Regions from separate parts of the Homo sapiens genome. Here region 1 is linked to region 2. Evidence: read pairs that join two places in POLR2A ChIA-PET (ENCODE). Cell type or tissue: GM12878. All regions are shown on one strand. Links, peaks and the distances in the headings refer to the core of each region. The heading gives the core; the rest is flanking DNA.

Region 1 (5,369 bases), core at 187-5,186, 600 kb after region 2:
TGGGAATGGTTTTTTTTTTTTTTTTTTTTTTTTTTTTTTTTTTTTTTTTTTGCTAAGAGAAACAAGTGAGCAAAGTTAGAACAGCTGGCATTGTTTTATTTGTTTGTTTGTTGTTGTTTTTTTTTTTTGAGACGGAGTTTTGCTCTTGTTGTCCAGGCTGGAGTGTAATGGCACAATCTCGGCTCGCTGCAACCTCTACCTCCCGGGTTAAAGCGATTCTTCTGCCTCAGCCTCCTGAGTAGCTGGGGTTACGGGCATGTGCCACCACCCCTGGCTAATTTTGTTTATTTAGTAGAGACGGGGTTTCGCCATGTTGGTCAGGCTGGTCTTGAACTCCCGACCTCAGGTGATCCACCCGCCTTGGCCTCCCAAAGTGCTGGGATTACCGGTGTGAGCCACCCTGCCCAGCCTTTCAGCTGGCATTGTTAACAGCACCAGAGTCAGAGCTGGGGCAACTGTCTAGCCCAGCATCTCTCTCTGAGGGTCTGTCCTGGACCCTCCTCCACCCCAGGTTGGGTGAGGGTCCTGAGCCTAGCTTTGCCAGAGTCCTTCTGCCCCACAAGTAATCCTCTTTTAGGGCCTTTGTATTCTTTCTTTCCCCTTTCCAGCATTATAAGCTCCTTGAGGGTAGAGGCCATGCCTTCTTAGTGTTTTCACCACTCAGTGCTTGGTAAAGAGACGGGTCTCCAGTAAGTGTTGGACAAATGAATGAACAATGGATGACTCTCTGGCAAGCCCCACTGGCCTTTTTGCTGTTCTTTTTTTCTTTCTTTCTTTCTTTCTTTTTTTTTTTTTTGAGACGGAGTTTCGCTCTCATTGCCCCGGCTGGAGTGCAATGGCACCATCTCGGCTCACTGCAACCTCCACCTCCGATTCTCCTGTCTCAGCCTCCCGAGTAGCTGGGATTACAGGCGCCCGCCACCACGCCCGGCTATTTTTTGTATTTTTAGTAGAGATGGGGTTTCACCATGTTGGCCAGGCTGGTTGCGAACTCCTGACCTCAGGTGATCCACCCACCTCAGCCTCCCAAAGTGCTGGGATTACAGGTGTGAGCCACCACACCTGGCCTTTTTTTTTTTCTTTTCTTTTTTTTTTTTTTGAGACAGAGTTTCACTCTGGCATGATCTCGGCTCACTGCAACCTCCACCTCCCAGGTTCAAGCTATTCTTGTGCCTCAGCCTCCCAAGTAACAGGGATTACAGGTGCATGCTACCACATCTGGCTGATTTTTGTATTTTTAGTAGAGATGGGGTTTCACCATGTTAGCTAGGCTAGTCTTGAACTCCTGACCTCAAGCGATCTGCCCACCTCGGCCTCCCAAAGTGCTGGGATTACAGGTGTGAGCCACCGTGCCTGGCCCTTTTTGCTGTTCTTAAACACACCAGGATGCTCCCACCATGGGGCCTTTGCCCTGGTTGTTTCCTTGGGCTGGAATATTCTTCTCCAGAAGTCAGCATGGCTCACTGTCTTCCCAGGTCACCTCTCAGTGGGGCCTTCTTGCCACCTTGTTTAAAACTGCACCCACCATCCCACCCCAACTTCCTAATCTCCCCTGCCCTGTGCCGATTTCTTCTCTTCTCGTAGCACACATTGCTCTCTAGCATCTATGTAATTTGCTGATTTACTGTGTTGTCTACTGTCTGTCTCCTCCCACTGGCATATAAGTTTCAAAGGGCAGGTCTCTTTGTTTTGCTCATCAATGTATCTCTAGCCCCTAGAATGGCTCTTGGCACATAGTAAGGCCTCCATCCATGGCACTGAGTGAGTAAGTGAGTGAATGAATACCTGTCTGTTTTGGCAGAGGATCATTCCCATTTTAATAGTGTTAGAATTCTGAGGAGCTGATGAGTGCAAAGAAAAATGGGTGTTGTGCACTTACCGGGTTCAGAGTTCCAGCCACACAGGACAGACAGGAGGAGTGCCTGGGATGACATGTCAGGGACTGAGAAGTAGAGTTTGGGGCCTTGAGTGTGATGCATGGTTCCTCTCCATGTGCCTCAGTTTCCCCACCAGTAAGTGGTCTTTGGCCACTGGGGGTTTACACAGCTTCCCTCATTAGATGAGTCATGAATGTGCTCCTACACACTTAGAGACGGGCTAGGGGCATCGATGCAGAGGTAGGGGCCGAGTGTCCCTAGGAGTAAGGCAGGGGTACAGCCTTGCAGCACTTCTGTCTCCCAGCTCACGGCAGTTAGTGCCAGATATCTGTGGAACCCCATGCTGCGTGCAAGACGTGATGCTAGGTGATGCAGGACCACAGGAGTAAGATCATCGAGTTGGTGAGACAAGCCCTCAGGCCTGAGAGTCTCCTGTGATTTGAACCTTGGCCCTTCCGCTTAAACCTCGCCTGGAACTGTTTGCAGTACTGGGTGTTGTGGGTGGGTTTGTCCACCTTGGAATCTCAGAACAAAGCCACCTCCAGCTCCTCCTGCCCCAGTTTGTGTTTTGCCTTCACCACTCTCCCAGACCCTGAAGCTAAGTAATGAAGGAAGAGGGCAGAGCTCTGCACCCCCCTTGCAGCCCACCTTCCAGCTTCTAGCTGTGCCTCACCCTCTGGGACACTCCTTCCCTCCCAGGTACTTAGCTCATCTTTAAACACCTTATCTTTCCCCACCCACCTTATAACCACCTAGACCCTGTATAGACCTGGGTGTAACTCCAGCCAGCCTGGTCACTGACCTGTGAGGTGGCCTTGGACCTGTTACTCCTCCTCTCAGCAAGGTAGTGCAGTATAAATTGGTGGGGAAAAGCTAGAAATATTTTCATTAAAAAAATCCTCCTGGCTGTGGCTCACGCCTGTAATCCTAGCACTTTGGGAGCTCTTTGGGTGGGTCACTTGAGGCTAGGAGTTCGAGACCAGCCTGGCCAACATGGCAAAACCCCATCTTTACTAAAAAAATGCAAAAATTAGCTGGGTATGATGGCACATGCCTATAATCCCAGCTACTGGGGTGGCTGAGGCAGGAGAATCGCTTGAACGGAGGTTGCAGTGAGCTGAGATTGCACCACTGCACTCCAGCCTGGGCGATAGAGCAAGACTCTGTCTCAAAAAACAAAACAAAACGAAACAACAACAACAACAAAACACCCATATTTTCATCTAGGCTGTGTCAGATTTTCCCACTGACTTAATTTTATTCCCGCAACAACTTTATGAAGTTGAGAAAAAACACTGCATGATTTTTGCATTCACTTTTGGTTCCTCTTATCTGACACACCTTAAGTAACTTATCCTCCACACCCCACCCTCCCATCCGCACCTGCTTATTCATCCATTTGTTCAACCAACAGTGACCGTTTTGAAGCCTCTGTGTCAGACACTGTGCAGGCTGTTGGGAATCAGAGATGAATAAAACTGCCCTGTTCACAGAACTCACAGTCTACCAAGGAGAGAGACACGTGAACAACGCCTAGCTGCACAGAGCTCACAGATAGGGTGCCGTGGGGCTGAGGGAGGGCAGGCCTGTGAGATGCTTCTGAAGTGAGAGTAACTAGACTCGTTGATCCTTGTGGAGATCTGGGAGTCAGGGCCCGGAAGTAGTTGTGAAAGTCTGAGGTTTCTAGCTTGGGATTCAGGTTGATTATGTCATTTAACTGCAATCGGGAAAGGGGGACGAAGAGACAGTTTAGTGAGGGCAGAGGGAGGTAAGTGGTGGTCATAATAATGGTGTGACCCGTTGCTGAGCTCCTTCTCCGTGCCCAGCATTGTTTACACTGGAGCTTCTCACACTCGACTGCCTGGACATTTTGTTGAAATGCAGACTTGAACTCAGTGGGTCTGGGTGTGGCCCGAGAGTCTGCATTTCTGACAGGTTCTCAGATGATGCCCATGCTGCTGGCCCTGGACCACACCAGTGTGCAGTAACATCTAGGCAGGCATGCAGGGGAAAATGCCCACGTGAGGCTGAGGAGCAAGGCCAGGACAACGCTAAAAGGTTTAAGAGTCAGCCAAGAGGCCGGGTGCGGTGGCTTACGCCTGTAATCCCAGCACTTTGGGAGGCCGAGGCGGGCGGATCATGAGGTCAGGAGATCGAGACCATCCTGGCTAACACGGTAAAACCCTGTCTCTACTAAAAATACAAAAAATTAGCTGGGTGTGGTGGTGGGCGCCTGTAGTCCCAGCTACTCGGGAGGCTGAGGCAGGAGAATGGTGTGAACCCGGGAGGTGGAGCTTGCAGTGAGCCGAGATCGCGCCACTGCACTCCAGCCTGGGCAACAGAGCGAGACTCCGTCTCAATAAAAAAGGAGTCGGCCAAGAGCAGGCAGAATGGAGAGCTGCTGGGCACAGTGGCTTTGTAATCCCAGCACTTTGGGAGGCTGAGGCAGGTGGATCACCTGAGGTCAGGAGTTCAAGACCAGCCTGACCAACATGGTGAAACCCCGTCTCTACTAAAAATACAAAAATTAGGCGTGGTGGTGGGTGCCTGTAATCCCAGCTACTGCGGAGGCTGAGGCAGGAGAATAGCTTGAATCGGGAGGCGGAGGTTGCAGTGAGCCGAGATCGCGCCATTGCACTCCAGCCTGGGTGACAGAGTGAGACTCTGTCTCAAAAAAAAAAAAAAAAAGAATGTGTGAGAGAGGAAAGGACAGTGCAGGGGGTGTCAGTGTGTAAAAGCCAGGCTGAGGCGACTCCTTGATGGAGACGAAGAGAACCAAGGGGGCACGCTATTCGGGAGCCTCCTTGGAGGGTCAGATGGGGTGAAGACCATGCACAGACTGTGGGATGGGACCTTAGGCTGTGGGGTGCCCAGCGAGAGCAGCCTCGGACAAGTGGTGCCCGAAGGCAGCTTTGCACCGGTTCTCCGTCAGCCCTGCCTGGTAATAGCCTCAATATGGTGATTTGATCTCAAGAAGCTGCCTGGGGGCAGGTGTATCTGAGAGTGACAGGAGCTGGTTAATACTCCGGGTGCAGGCAGAGGTCCCAGCAGGGACAGCTGACAGAGCTGTGGCCAGGCTCCTTCTCACTTTCCCTTTAGTGCAGTGCTGTGGGAAGGGAACATGAGCACGTGGAGGGGCCTGGTGCGTGCCAGCCAGTGGGCAGCTGCACCTCCTTCCTGGCTGGCCCCATGCAGCCTATGGGCGGGTTCCCAAAGAGGAGCCAGCACTGAGAGGACACTCACGTGTCTTCACTTGACAGTTCTCTTCTCAGAGCTCTTGTTTGTGCAATGGAAGGCAATGCTGTGCATCGAGGCCCTGATAGGTTCTTAGTTATTCTGGTGTTTACTTTTCAAAGGTCTCGTATTTTTAACTAGGAAATCCCGCTCCAGTGTTTTTCTGCTCACCTCTGGTCAGGACGGGAAGCACCGAGCAGATGTTTAACCTTGAAAATGGGTGAATACACAGGAGCACAACATCAGGGAATGGCCCTA
Region 2 (5,369 bases), core at 266-5,265:
AAGTTTTTACACTTCTATCAAGTATCTGTAAAAACAAATAATGAGGTAAATCTACACACACTGATCTAGAACAAGCTTCAAGATACAGTGAAGACAAGTGAGTTGCAAAATAAGTTCGTATAGTATGATCCCATTTCAATAAAAACAAAAAAGAGAAAGCTGTACATTCTTGTTTGTTTTTTGGTTTGTTTTGTTTCAGTTTTTTTTTTTTTTTCTTTTTTAGACAGCTCTGTCACCCAGGCTAGAGGGCAGTGGTGCGATCACAGCTCACTGCAGCCTCAACCTCCCGGACACAAGCCATCCTCCCACCTCAACCTCCTGGGTAACTGGGACCACAGGCGCACATCACCACACCCGGCTAATTTTTTGTATTTTTGGTAGAGATGGAGTTTCACCGTGTTGCCCAGGCTGGTCTCGTGGGCTCAAGCAATCTGTCTCGACCTCCCAAAGTGCTGGGATTACAGGCGTGAGCCACCGCACCCGGCCTACATTCTACATGAACATAAATGTGTATGAAAAGCTCTAGGACAAAAAGTCTGGTTACAAATCAAGGAAAAAGCGTTGAACCACCAGAAGGGGATGGTGACTCAGTGAGCCTCGTGGCACCCCTCAGTTGGGGCTGCTGGGGAAGTGGGGGGACAAGCCTTCCACTAAGTGAGACTTGACTGTGGTCTGGACTGTGAAGGAGGACCCCGAGGCTGGCTGAAGGTGTGGGGGAGCCATGGACCTGACAAGGAAAGAGAATGATGGGCCAGAGGGGAGGCTGCAGACCTCAGAGAGGAGGGATCTCAGGAAAAGCCCTGAGCAGGCCAAGGGGGGCAGGCTCAGGCTAGGTGGGCACAAAGGCCCCGGTGACATTGACCACACCACTCAGGCCGGGGGTTTCCTCTGCGCCCTGTGCTGGCCGACCTGCCCGGAATGGCTTCACCCACCCCTCCCCTGCCCATCCTTGAGACCCCTCAGGTTTCGCTTCCTCCAGGAAGGCTTCCCAGATCCCCAGGCTGAATCAAGGGCTTCTCCCAGAGCCTCCCAGAGCTTGGGCTCGCCTCTGGCCTTCACAGGCCTCATCAAGGCACCCACCCAATACTGGTGCCTCCCTGAAGCCAGCGAGTGGGCCTTGGCGGGTTCGCTTTCCCCACACCTGGCTCAGGCCTGGCCTGCAGTGTTGGCTGATGGACAGCTGGTGAGCTATTTACCCTGTTTCTCCATTGGTGGCCTTGGGTAGGTACCAGGCCTCCCTGGGGGAGCCGGGAGCCCTTATTAAGGTTTGATCCCCATCTCTCTGAAAGGCAACATCCTGTCCTTCTCTTGCCCACCATCCCAGTGCAGGGGTCAGATTCTGCCCTGGCCAACAGCCAGGCCAAATGGGGGAGGCCTGTCTCCAAGCAGGATGTAAGGGCTCCCACGCAGCCCAGGGTCTTTTTCCGTGGCTCAGAACATGCTGTACCAGGTGGCCGCCTCTGCTGGGTGTCACCTTGCTTCTCACAGCCCCCTCTCTGCTCACATCCTGTTTCCACCCCTCCAACACTGCTGGGCCCCGCGCCCCCAGCCTCCGCCCCCAGCTGCTGGGTTTTCACGTGGCCTTTCCTGGGTTGCTGTAGGGGCACAGGCCTCTTATTTTTAGCTCCTTGGGGGCTGAAGGAATTTACATCTGAGTCTGCTCTCCTGAAGAGACAGACGGTTTCAAATGTGTCTAATGTGGTCTCCCGGGCAGCCTCAGCCTAGGCCAGCACTAAGGCAGAGGGGAAGGAGTGAGACGGCCAGCCCAGCATCCGGAGGCACACCATGTGGCCTCAGGCAGGGCCCGCAAGCCAGCTGAGCCCCACTTTCCTCAGCTACTAAGTGGGAACCCTGGGGAGGTGACCCCACTGCTGTGAGCCAGGAATAAGGATGCCCATGGGATGGGCAGGGAGGCCCTGGAGATGCCCATGTCAGGGGAAGGAGCCCTCACTCTGGGCCGGAGCCTCACCTACCACACCACCCTGCACAAGTCTATCACACATTTGTTATTTTCCCTAATTATCCCAGAAATCCCCCAACACTAGGAAATTTGGAACACACAGAAAAGATGGCAGAAGACAGAAATGCGTTGCTCATAACCCATCACAGTTCCTATGTGGAGCTGCCCCTCTCTGAGCCCTTTGCAATGCCCTCAGAACGAAAGGCAGGAGGGGAGGTCCCTTACTGAAAACAAAAGCCTACTGTTAGCCCAATAGGGCCTGGCAGGGAGCCCCAGGCAGTGTCCACCAGCCCTCCTCAGGCAGCATCAAGGGACCCAAGCCCCTCTCCCCCTTCCCTTCCTCCTTCCCGGCTGATCCCAGCAGCCCTTCCCTGGTGGCGGCGCTCCCAGAGCCCTGCAGTTTTTCCCCTCCCGAGGTGGGTCCAGGGATGGGCTGTAAGGCCGGGCCTGCCCCCAGGAGACCGGAGACCGCAGCACACATCCTGCAGTGAATATGACTGGTAGTCGCTGGTCCCAACCTCCTCCCTACCAGACGCAGAGGCTTACCCTACACAGACCTCTCACACTTGGCAGAGCCATGTGACTTACTCCAGCCAATGAAACACCACCTCCAGACTCAGGCAATAAAAAGCCCTGTGCGATTTTCCCACTTGCTCATCCTCTGCCATGTCGATGGAGGAGATCTTGAGTTCTCCAGGCACCGCAGCTGCATGACAGCCAGTCGGCCGCATCCGAAGGGCTCTGCCCACTTTTCGACTGGTGAAAACCCACTCCCTGTGGCCCTGTTCCACCACACCCCCAACTTCCATCCTATTTTCCAGTCTATTAAATGGTGGTGGCCACCCCACCACCACCTAGGTCCTGAGTTTCTCCTCAACCTTCAGACAGTTAGTGACATGTACGCTGTTCACTCCACTCCCATGGACCCTATTTATAATTTCATAAATAAAATAAACTATTATGAAATTATATTTTGGCATATACAAGGAATTTTTACAAATCAAGAAGAAAACCAGGGGAACTACAGGAAAAATATCAACATAAAAATGGATATAGTCGACCGGACGTAGTGGCTTATGCTTGTAATCCCAGCACTTTGGGAGGCCAGGGTGGGTAGAACACCTGAGGTCAGGAGTTCGAGACCAGCCTGGCCAACATGGTGAAACCCCGTCTCTACCAAAAATACAAAAAATAAAAATAAAAAATTAACCAGGCATGGTGGCAGGTGCCTGTAGTCCCTCCCAGCTACTCGGGAGGCTGAGTCAGGAGAACTGCTTGAACCCGGAAGGCAGAGGTTGCAGTGAGCCAAGATGGGGCCACTGCACTCCAGCCTGGGTGACAGAGTGAGATTCAGTCTCTAAGAAAAAAAAATAAAAAAGGATTATAGTTATAATAGGCAATTCATGCAAGGGAAATCCCAATGGTTAACAAGTATGACAAGAAATATTTAACTCCATAGTAACTAGAGAAATCAAAATTATAACTGAGATATCCCTTTTATACCATCCAGATTGGAAAAACTAAATAAAAATAAAAAATAAAAGGCAGATAATATTGACCAGGCATGGTGGCTCACTCCTGTATTCCTAGCACTTTGGGAGGCCAAGGCAGGTGGATCACTTGAGGCCAGGAGTTTGAGACTAGCCTGGCCAACATGGTGAAACCCTGTCTCTACTAAGAATACAAAAATTAGCTGAGAGTGGTGGCACATGCCTTTAATCCCATTATTTAGGAGGCTGAGGCAGGAGAATTGTTTGAGCCTGGGAGGTGGAGGTTGCAGTGAGACGAGATTGTGCCACTGAACTCCAGCCTGGGTGATGGAACAAGACTCTATCTAAAAAATAAAAAATAAAAAAAAAATAATGTAGGGAAAGCAACATGACACTATTGAGTAAAAACGGAGTATACTGGCTACCCCCATATTAGCAAATCTTTCTGTCTCTTTCCTCTTAAAAAACAAAAAAACAAAAACACATTTCCTATAATGTATATGGAATAAGGCGAGGGAGAAAATAATAGGGGAGTGAGACTCCCATTCTGCCTCGTACGAAATAAGAAATAATGTTGGAGACATACTAAATGTCATCTAAGACCCTTAACTCACACCACATATAAAAATTAACTAACTGGAACAGATCAAAGACCTAAATGTAAAATCTAAAATTATGCAATGTATAGAAGAAAAACATAGGAGAAAATATTTATATCTTGAACTGGACAAAGTTTTCTTAGAACACAAAAAAGCACAGGCAGGGTACGGTGGCTTACACCTGTAATCCCAGCACTTTGGGAGGCCGAGGTGGGCAGATCATGAAGTCAGGAGATCGAGACCATCCTGGCCAACATGGTGAAACCCTGTCTCTACTAAAAATATAAAAATTAGCTGGGTGTAGTGGCATGTGCCTGTAATCCCAGCTACTCAGGAAGCTGAGGCACGAGAATCATTTGAACCCAGGAGGTGGAGGTTGCAGTGAGCTGAGATTGCACTACTGCACTCCAGCCTGGCAACAGAGCGAGACTCCATCTCAAAAAAAAAAAAAGAAGAAAAAAAATCACACACACAAAATATAAACAATTGATAAGCTGAACTTTGTCAAAATTAAAACCTTTTACTCTTTGAAAGACACCTTAAAAAAACAAAAGGCCTGCTGGATGCAGTGACTCACACCTATAATCCCAACACTTTGGGAGGCCAAGGCGGCAGATCATGAGGTCAGAAGACCAGACTGGCCAACACAGTGAAACCCCATCTCTACTAAAAATACAAAAATTAGCCAGTCATGGTGGTGCACGCCTGTAGTCCCAGCTACTCAGGAGGCTGAGGCAGGACAATCTCTTGAACCTGGGAGGCAGAGGTTGTGGTGAGCCGAGATCATGCCACTGCACTCCAGCCTGGGCAACGGATCGAGACTCCATCTCAAAAACAAAACAAAACAAAACAACAACAACAAAAAAAGGCAAGCCACAGACAGGGAAGAAAATATTACCAACACATATATCAGACAAATGATACACATCTACACATCTAAAATATATAAATACACAACTCAACAATAAAATGACAATCTGATTTTTAACTGAGTGACGGTTTTGAATAACCATTCCCTCAAAGAAGATATGCAAATGGCCAATAAGCACATGAAAAGATGCTCAACATCATTAGTCATTAGAGAAATGCAATTCAAAACCACAATGAGATAACATTTCACACACATGGGGATGGCTAGAATAAAGAACAACAAATGTTGTTAAGGATGTGAAGAAGGTGAAACCCTCACAAACTGCTGGTGTGAACGTAAAATGGTGCAGCTGCTTTGGAAAATAGTTTGGTGATTCCTCAAAAAGTTAAACATCCATTAACCATGTTACAGGTAGTTAGACAGACGTGAGCCGGGCAGAGAGGACTCTC

The links. ChIA-PET counts read pairs that join two places held together with the same protein. Peaks named below come from ENCODE experiments on the same cell type or tissue, not always from the same donor. Only the 100,000 strongest peaks of a DNase experiment are listed, where the experiment ranks them.
Region 1: POLR2A ChIA-PET joins it to region 2 with 5 read pairs; 2 of 35 experiments call an interaction of 5 or more read pairs at or near these places.

Annotation. Positions count from the first base shown.
Region 1 is chr2:96,765,016-96,770,384 of GRCh38, forward strand. All of the region lies in intron 1 of CNNM4 (cyclin and CBS domain divalent metal cation transport mediator 4), which reads left to right. Among named protein-coding and RNA genes, the nearest start is that of CNNM4, 6.8 kb to the left of the region's middle. RefSeq lists an enhancer at 4,422-5,356. In GM12878, for the core only: no CTCF peak of the experiment used is centred there; a DNase peak (open chromatin) is centred at 3,257; H3K4me3 peaks cover 3,538 bases; H3K27ac peaks cover 2,627 bases.
Region 2 is chr2:96,162,433-96,167,801 of GRCh38, forward strand. No RefSeq gene overlaps it. Among named protein-coding and RNA genes, the nearest start is that of DUSP2, 20 kb to the left of the region's middle. RefSeq lists enhancers at 1,166-1,445, 2,326-2,375, 2,636-2,715. In GM12878, for the core only: no CTCF peak of the experiment used is centred there; DNase peaks (open chromatin) are centred at 1,569 and 2,529; H3K4me3 peaks cover 1,267 bases; H3K27ac peaks cover 3,026 bases.